2 separate regions of the Mus musculus genome follow, and region 2 is linked to region 1. Evidence: chromatin loops called from intact Hi-C (ENCODE). Cell type or tissue: gastrocnemius. All regions are shown on one strand. Each heading gives the region's core, and the rest is flanking DNA. Links, peaks and the distances in the headings are about the cores only. Region 1 holds the start of Abca1 (ATP-binding cassette, sub-family A (ABC1), member 1). Region 2 overlaps Gm12496 (a long non-coding RNA gene).

Evidence for each region. Hi-C counts contacts between places; a loop is a spot of excess contacts. Peaks named below come from ENCODE experiments on the same cell type or tissue, not always from the same donor. Only the 100,000 strongest peaks of a DNase experiment are listed, where the experiment ranks them.
Region 2: a loop joins it to region 1, with 9 times the contacts of the local background. A loop is called at or near these places in 16 of 42 quality-filtered maps.

Annotation. Positions count from the first base shown.
Region 1 is chr4:53,157,228-53,160,140 of GRCm38, forward strand. It overlaps Abca1 (ATP-binding cassette, sub-family A (ABC1), member 1), which reads right to left and starts at 2,668. Exons shown (of 50, transcript NM_013454.3): 1 at 2,449-2,668. In gastrocnemius, for the core only: a CTCF peak has its summit at 1,573; DNase peaks (open chromatin) are centred at 1,594 and 2,188; H3K4me3 peaks cover 2,500 bases; H3K27ac peaks cover 2,124 bases.
Region 2 is chr4:53,353,979-53,356,891 of GRCm38, forward strand. All of the region lies in intron 2 of Gm12496 (a long non-coding RNA gene), which reads right to left. Among named protein-coding and RNA genes, the nearest start is that of Gm52737, 28 kb to the left of the region's middle. In gastrocnemius, for the core only: CTCF peaks have their summits at 1,167 (motif pointing left) and 2,628 (motif pointing right); a DNase peak (open chromatin) is centred at 1,254; H3K27ac peaks cover 183 bases.

The DNA of each region.
Region 1 (2,913 bases), core at 150-2,649:
AAGTCCCAGCTCCTCTCCACATAGGTAAGGTAGCACATAGCTGAGTTGCTAAGTATCATTCTTTTTTTTTTTTTAAATAGTGTTTGCATTGGGGTTTCCATGAAGAGAGGTAGAAAACCAATCAGCCCCAGTCACCCTTTCCAATTCCAGACTAATTCACGGTCTCCCATCAACCACGCACACATTCCAAATCAAGATGCATCCAAGGGCCACAACAGGCCTGCCTTTGGGTGCTAATAAAAAATACTTTAGGGGGCTGGATTTAAAATACTCATCTTCGGGAAGACACCCGTCACAAATACCCAAGTCACCACCAGTGACCCCTCCAGAACCCCAGTGACTTTCACAAGGAGACCCATGACTTATTCTATGGTAGCAATTTTTGCTCCAAAATGGTACTATGAGCATTATGTTGCTGAAAATTTCCTTCCCTCAACCCTCAGATTCAACTTGTTACCACATAGATAATAATCAATTCTGTGCATCACACCTTTCTTTAAAAAAAAAAAAGCCCTATTTTAATGACTTGTGATAGCGCTGAGGAAAAGACATGCTTACAATAGAAACTGTAATTTATCTTTATTATTTATATATTGATATACTATCCACTCAAATATTCTCTATGCTTGTCTATACCTCCTTTGATGTGGGGGAAGTGTTTTTCAACAATGGGAACAGCAATACGTTGTCCTTATGTGTGCATTAGAATATTAAAAATGGGCTGAAAGAAAAGTGGTGATGATAAACAACTCCTTTTTAATTGGCATTTATGTCTTGTAGAGTATCAATACTTGGGTCAGGGTTCCGAATTATGACTAAGAGGTAAGGGTGTGCTTTCGAGCCTGCAGGCATGTGTCAGGTGTGTGCTGTGGGAGGTGAGGGCTGAGCCACAGAAAGAAAGTGGTGTACCAATTCTCTTCAAGGAAGGTTTGTGCTGTTTTGTTTTGCTTTGCTTCTGTGGTTGGTGGTGCTAGAACCCAAGGTCTTGTACAAGGTAGACTCTACCGGGGGCCTACATCTTAAGCCAGAAGTGTTCCTTTTGTTTATCTGTCCTTTATTGTACATTTATTCTGCCCACTTCCTTGGAAGGATGTCGAAGTAAATTCTTGTTTTGTTTTGGAATGGTGATACCATTGCAGCAAATGGGGCAAACTAATTATTTCTAGTGACACTTAGTTTTCCCAAACAAACACACAAAGTCAAAAAAAAAAAAAAAAGCAAACAGTTTAATAAGTATTTCTCTCTTTTCCAGAGGTAAGTGCAGAAACCAAAACAGGCACCTATCCACAAGGTTGTCATCAGCCAACATCCCCAAGAACCTCATTGAGCAACGGTCTGGGAGTCAGGAAACAAACAAACAAACAAAAAACAAAAACAAAAAAGAAAAAAACAACAACATGAAAACATAGACTGGCTTTCTTGGCCTCGGGTTTCCTCCCAGTTTGGAAACACCAGTTTTGACCAGATTCACAGTGAAGCAAAAGGACTAGAGACTCTCACTCCGCACCAGGCCATACCTAGGCTACCCGGCCAGGAGGCGCTGCGGGCCAGTCTCCAGGGGCCACCCGCAGGCCGCCCAGCCCCCACCCCCTGGCGGCGGAGCCCGGCCCAGCACCCGAGCTGCGAGTTCTGTGCTGCCCGATGGGGTTACTTGCGGTCATTCGGCTGCACAACCTAGCCCCAGCTTCCCAATCGGTGCTCAGCCCGAAGTCTCCCCAAGGGAAGACTAGCAAAAAGCAGTAAGATGAGGGTGGATTGGGCACCCCAGTTTCGGGTTTCTGCAGACTCTCTTAAGTTTTCTGTCTTTAGAAGGAACAAAAGTGGTCTCCCACTTTGCGCCAGGGACTGCAGCCCTCCAGAGCGCAGGAAGCCTGTGGGCAGGACCCCGGAGTCGAACAAAGCCCAGAGAACTCAAGCAGCAGTAACATAAAAGACCCCGTTTAGGACACTTCCTACTAGAGTTCTTTGGAAACAAGGACATGCAGTCCCAGTCCCGGGAAGAGAACCTCCAAGTCAGAGGCCAACACAAACCAGTTAAATAATGGAGTGAGGACTCAGATGTGACACTTGTGGGCGACGGCCTACCCCGCGCCAGACAAAAGGAGACCCTTTGTAGAGGATTCCCTTCTCCCTACCCCACTGGCTGTACCCCGAGGACGTCCGGGAACCTTGGCTCACACTGCGCCCAAGAGGCGAGTCTCCGACGCCGGAGATGCTCTCGCTGGTCTCCGATTCCGGGAGACCCGAGTGCGGCAGTTCTGAGTCCCAGGGTCGACAGGGCCCGTCCCAGAACATTCTTTCCCTGTTTATGCCTCCCCTGTACTATTTGCATCCCCAGAAGTAAGGTACATGGGAGTTCGAGTCCCCCCAGTGTCCCCAAAACGGAGAGCTTCCCAACGCTTCCTTGGCCCCGAAACAAAATGCCCAAGTCACTGAAGAACCTCTTACCTGTTTTCCACTTTGCTGTTTGAGTCTGTTTTCCCTACCCCTGCACAAACCCTTCCAGAAAGGGGAAGAAAAAAGTGGGGGGAAACAGGGAGCAGAGCAGCTCCCCAAGCCGGCTGTGGTTGCGCGGGTCCCGCGGCGCCCCCTGCCCAGCTTTGCGCTGCGCCGCGGAGAGAAGTGGGCTCTGCCGGTCCCGGCCCGCTCGCTCGCCCTCGGAATTACTGGTTTTTGCCGCGACTAGTTCCTTTTATAGATTCGGCTGTGCCGAGCGCCGGGGTTACTACCGGTCAAACGCTGTTCTCTCCCTCTTTCCCCCGCCCCCTTCCCGGCCTCTGTTTATGTAGTTCAGTCACTCAGCAGAAAGCACGTGGAGACATGGCCCGCCCCTTAAACCGGCGACAGTGCGCCGCCGCAGCGGGCACTGGGGGCGCATGGTGAGAGCTTTGTGGGGCCCGCTTTCTGTAGCCC
Region 2 (2,913 bases), core at 207-2,706, 200 kb after region 1:
GTTCAGGTTATATTTTTTTCCCCAGCAAAATTAATTCCAGATTCTCTGAGCAGTGAGTCTGACCCAGTAGCCAGACCATCCCCACCCTCAACAAGGCTAGGACTCTCTTTGAGAGTGAGTAGCTTTGCATACCCTTATTGTGATTCATGAGATTATATTCCCTTGTTTACTTGGGTTGATCACCAAAGCTGCACAATAGACTTTATTTTAAAGGTTAGCACTAGCCTAGGTAAATATGAAGCAAAACAAGTCAGGGGTTTGCCTCAAAATATCGTAAAGGAAAGACATTTTGGCATGTATTAATGAGTCAGATGGGTTCTGTACTGTTCATTTTTAAAGCTAGGTGTGGAGTGCACACAGCGGGTTTATCATCTTCTCTGCGTTTTTTTCTGCACATGCTTAAAATCTGCTATAATAAAATGTTAATAAAAACAGCATGTTCTGTTTTAAGTGCTGACCTAGAATTTTAGGTAGCCAAGGATCAGATCTTAATGGGCTTACATTTATCTATGAAGAGGCTTTTTAGCTTTTTCCCATCATCAGCTTGATAAGATGAATTATTCTGGGGCACCATAACCTCTTTTTAATTGGTCTCTCTGAATAATAGGATTGCTGTCTATCTTTCCTTTCATATTCCTTTCCAAATTTTCAGACTTTTTTCACATGAGTGACTATTTTCTTTAACATTAGGAAAACCAACAAATCTGTTATCAGTAAATAAGTATTACTAAGAAATATTTATTATCCATATGGACTCACTGAGCTTTCATCTACACGATGGATTTATCTCATATTTAATGTGAAAAATGATTTGAAATTTTACAGATGGCAAGAAGGTATGTATTTCTGTCCCCTAATGAATAACAAAATAACGGGTAAAACTTGGAAGTTTGGGAGGTCTGAGGAGCAGTCATCCGGAATGGAATGTACTTCGAGTTAAAGAGACTTCTTCCTAAGAGATGGGACAGCTGAATAAAAACATTAAAAACCTGAATAGATGCAAGGATGTGTTTGCGGAGGGAAATGTTTATGCCATTACCTCAGTCCTGAATGTCACTAGCAAATACTGCAAAGTAATGAAGGAGGCCATTAAAGTAGGGACGGAAAACCATCCTCCAATGTTTCAGGAGACACTCTGACATCTTAATTATATTCTGCCACCTAGTGACTGAGGAAGATGAACGTACTTGCTTAGCCAGGCTCCAAGTGCACACACAGGGCAGTCCTGCACCTCTTGGTTTCAAGAGTCCTGGCCTGACCCACAGGGATTGGGCGTGGGGTGAGAGTGATTCTATCAGCACTGGTGTGCCTCGACTGCCATCTGCTCACTACTCCTACTACAACTGTAAAGGAACCTACAGATATGGCTGAAGCTGCAAAGCTCTCTATTGCTCCCAGACCAAGGAGCTGGAAGTCCTCTCTCCATCGAAGCACAGCTCCCCAGCCCAGGGCTTCCTCAAGCTCTTTGTAGAGGGCTGTCAGGTTCAACAAACTAAACTAATTTCCATTTGGGTATTTTTAATTCCAAAGTTCCATGATCAGGATAAAGTAAATGTAGTGACTGCAACCAGTAAGATGGGCCAAAGTTTACTCCCAAGTCCTTGAGATCTCACAAGTCTGGACGTGGGAACTGGTATGAATAACCCCCCACATGCCCCATGAAAAATAAAGCAGTGCTTTGAAGTCACATCCTCTGGCATAGCACAATTTCTCTTCCCTTTGATGATGAGGCCCATAATGCATTGCAGTGGTTTTTCCTAGGCTTGACCTCAGCATTTCTAGGCAAGAACCACAGAATTATGTGACTCTCCCAAAGCTCTCCAGGTTCTCCTCTGTCATTGGTCAGCATCCTTGGCACAGTTGCTAATGGACAGACGTTGTGTTATAGCTGTGGTATTTAATAAGGCTCTCCATTCTGTGCAGGAACTGCGGACAGGATCTCAGAACACGCAGCTAAAGCACCAGCATCATCAAGAAGGCTGTGATACCGACCCGGATACCAATAACAGCCTTCGGGGGCTTTTTGAACACAAGATGAAGGCATGCGACACCAGAATAAAGCTTTGGTTGAGAAAGTGACTGGGACAGACTGAGCTATTTTTCCAAATATGCAAACTATCAACATGCTTTGAAACTAAGGTTTTATTGGAACACAGATATATGTCCCTTCCTTTAAGAATTAAGATGTGTTCTACTCTATGGTGGTTCTCACAGAGGCCACATGGTCTGCCAAGTTTAAACGATTAATTCCCCTTCCCTGTGCAGAAAGCCTGTCAACCCACAGCCTGAATGAACTACCCGGGGGAGAAGTTCCTGTCACTCGTCTGAAATCATATTTTTCCAGTCGGCTTCTGAAAAGAATTACGGATTTTACTTGACATAGATATAAGGAATCATTTTCTGAGTTAGCTGGTAACTGGTACCCAAAAACAGAGAGATAAAGGGAGAGAAGATGAGGGCAGGACAGACCTGGGGAGCAGGCTGGCCACATTTATGTTTGCCACCTGCTTTGGTATAATTCAAAATCAGCCTCAACACTAAGGTCATGTGGGGCTAGAGAATTATTGCTATGGAGATGGGGAAATCTGTCCTCCAGATTGCAGGGATAATAAGTGCTATGCCTGGCTCCACTAGATGTCAGCAGCAACCCCAAAATTATGACAAAATATATCCCTAATGATTACCAAATGTCCTCTAAGGAGACAAAATGTCCTTCGTTAAGATACAGAAGCATACCTTTAGTGCCAGCACTCAACAGGCAGAAACAGGTGGATCTCTCCGAGTTCAAGACCAGTCTAGTCAACACAGTAAGTTCCAGGATAACTGGGGCTACACAGTAAGACCCTGCCTCAAAGCAACAAGAAAAAAAGTCGCATCTTCTTTAAGTACTCCTTCAATGACCAATTTCAAGCT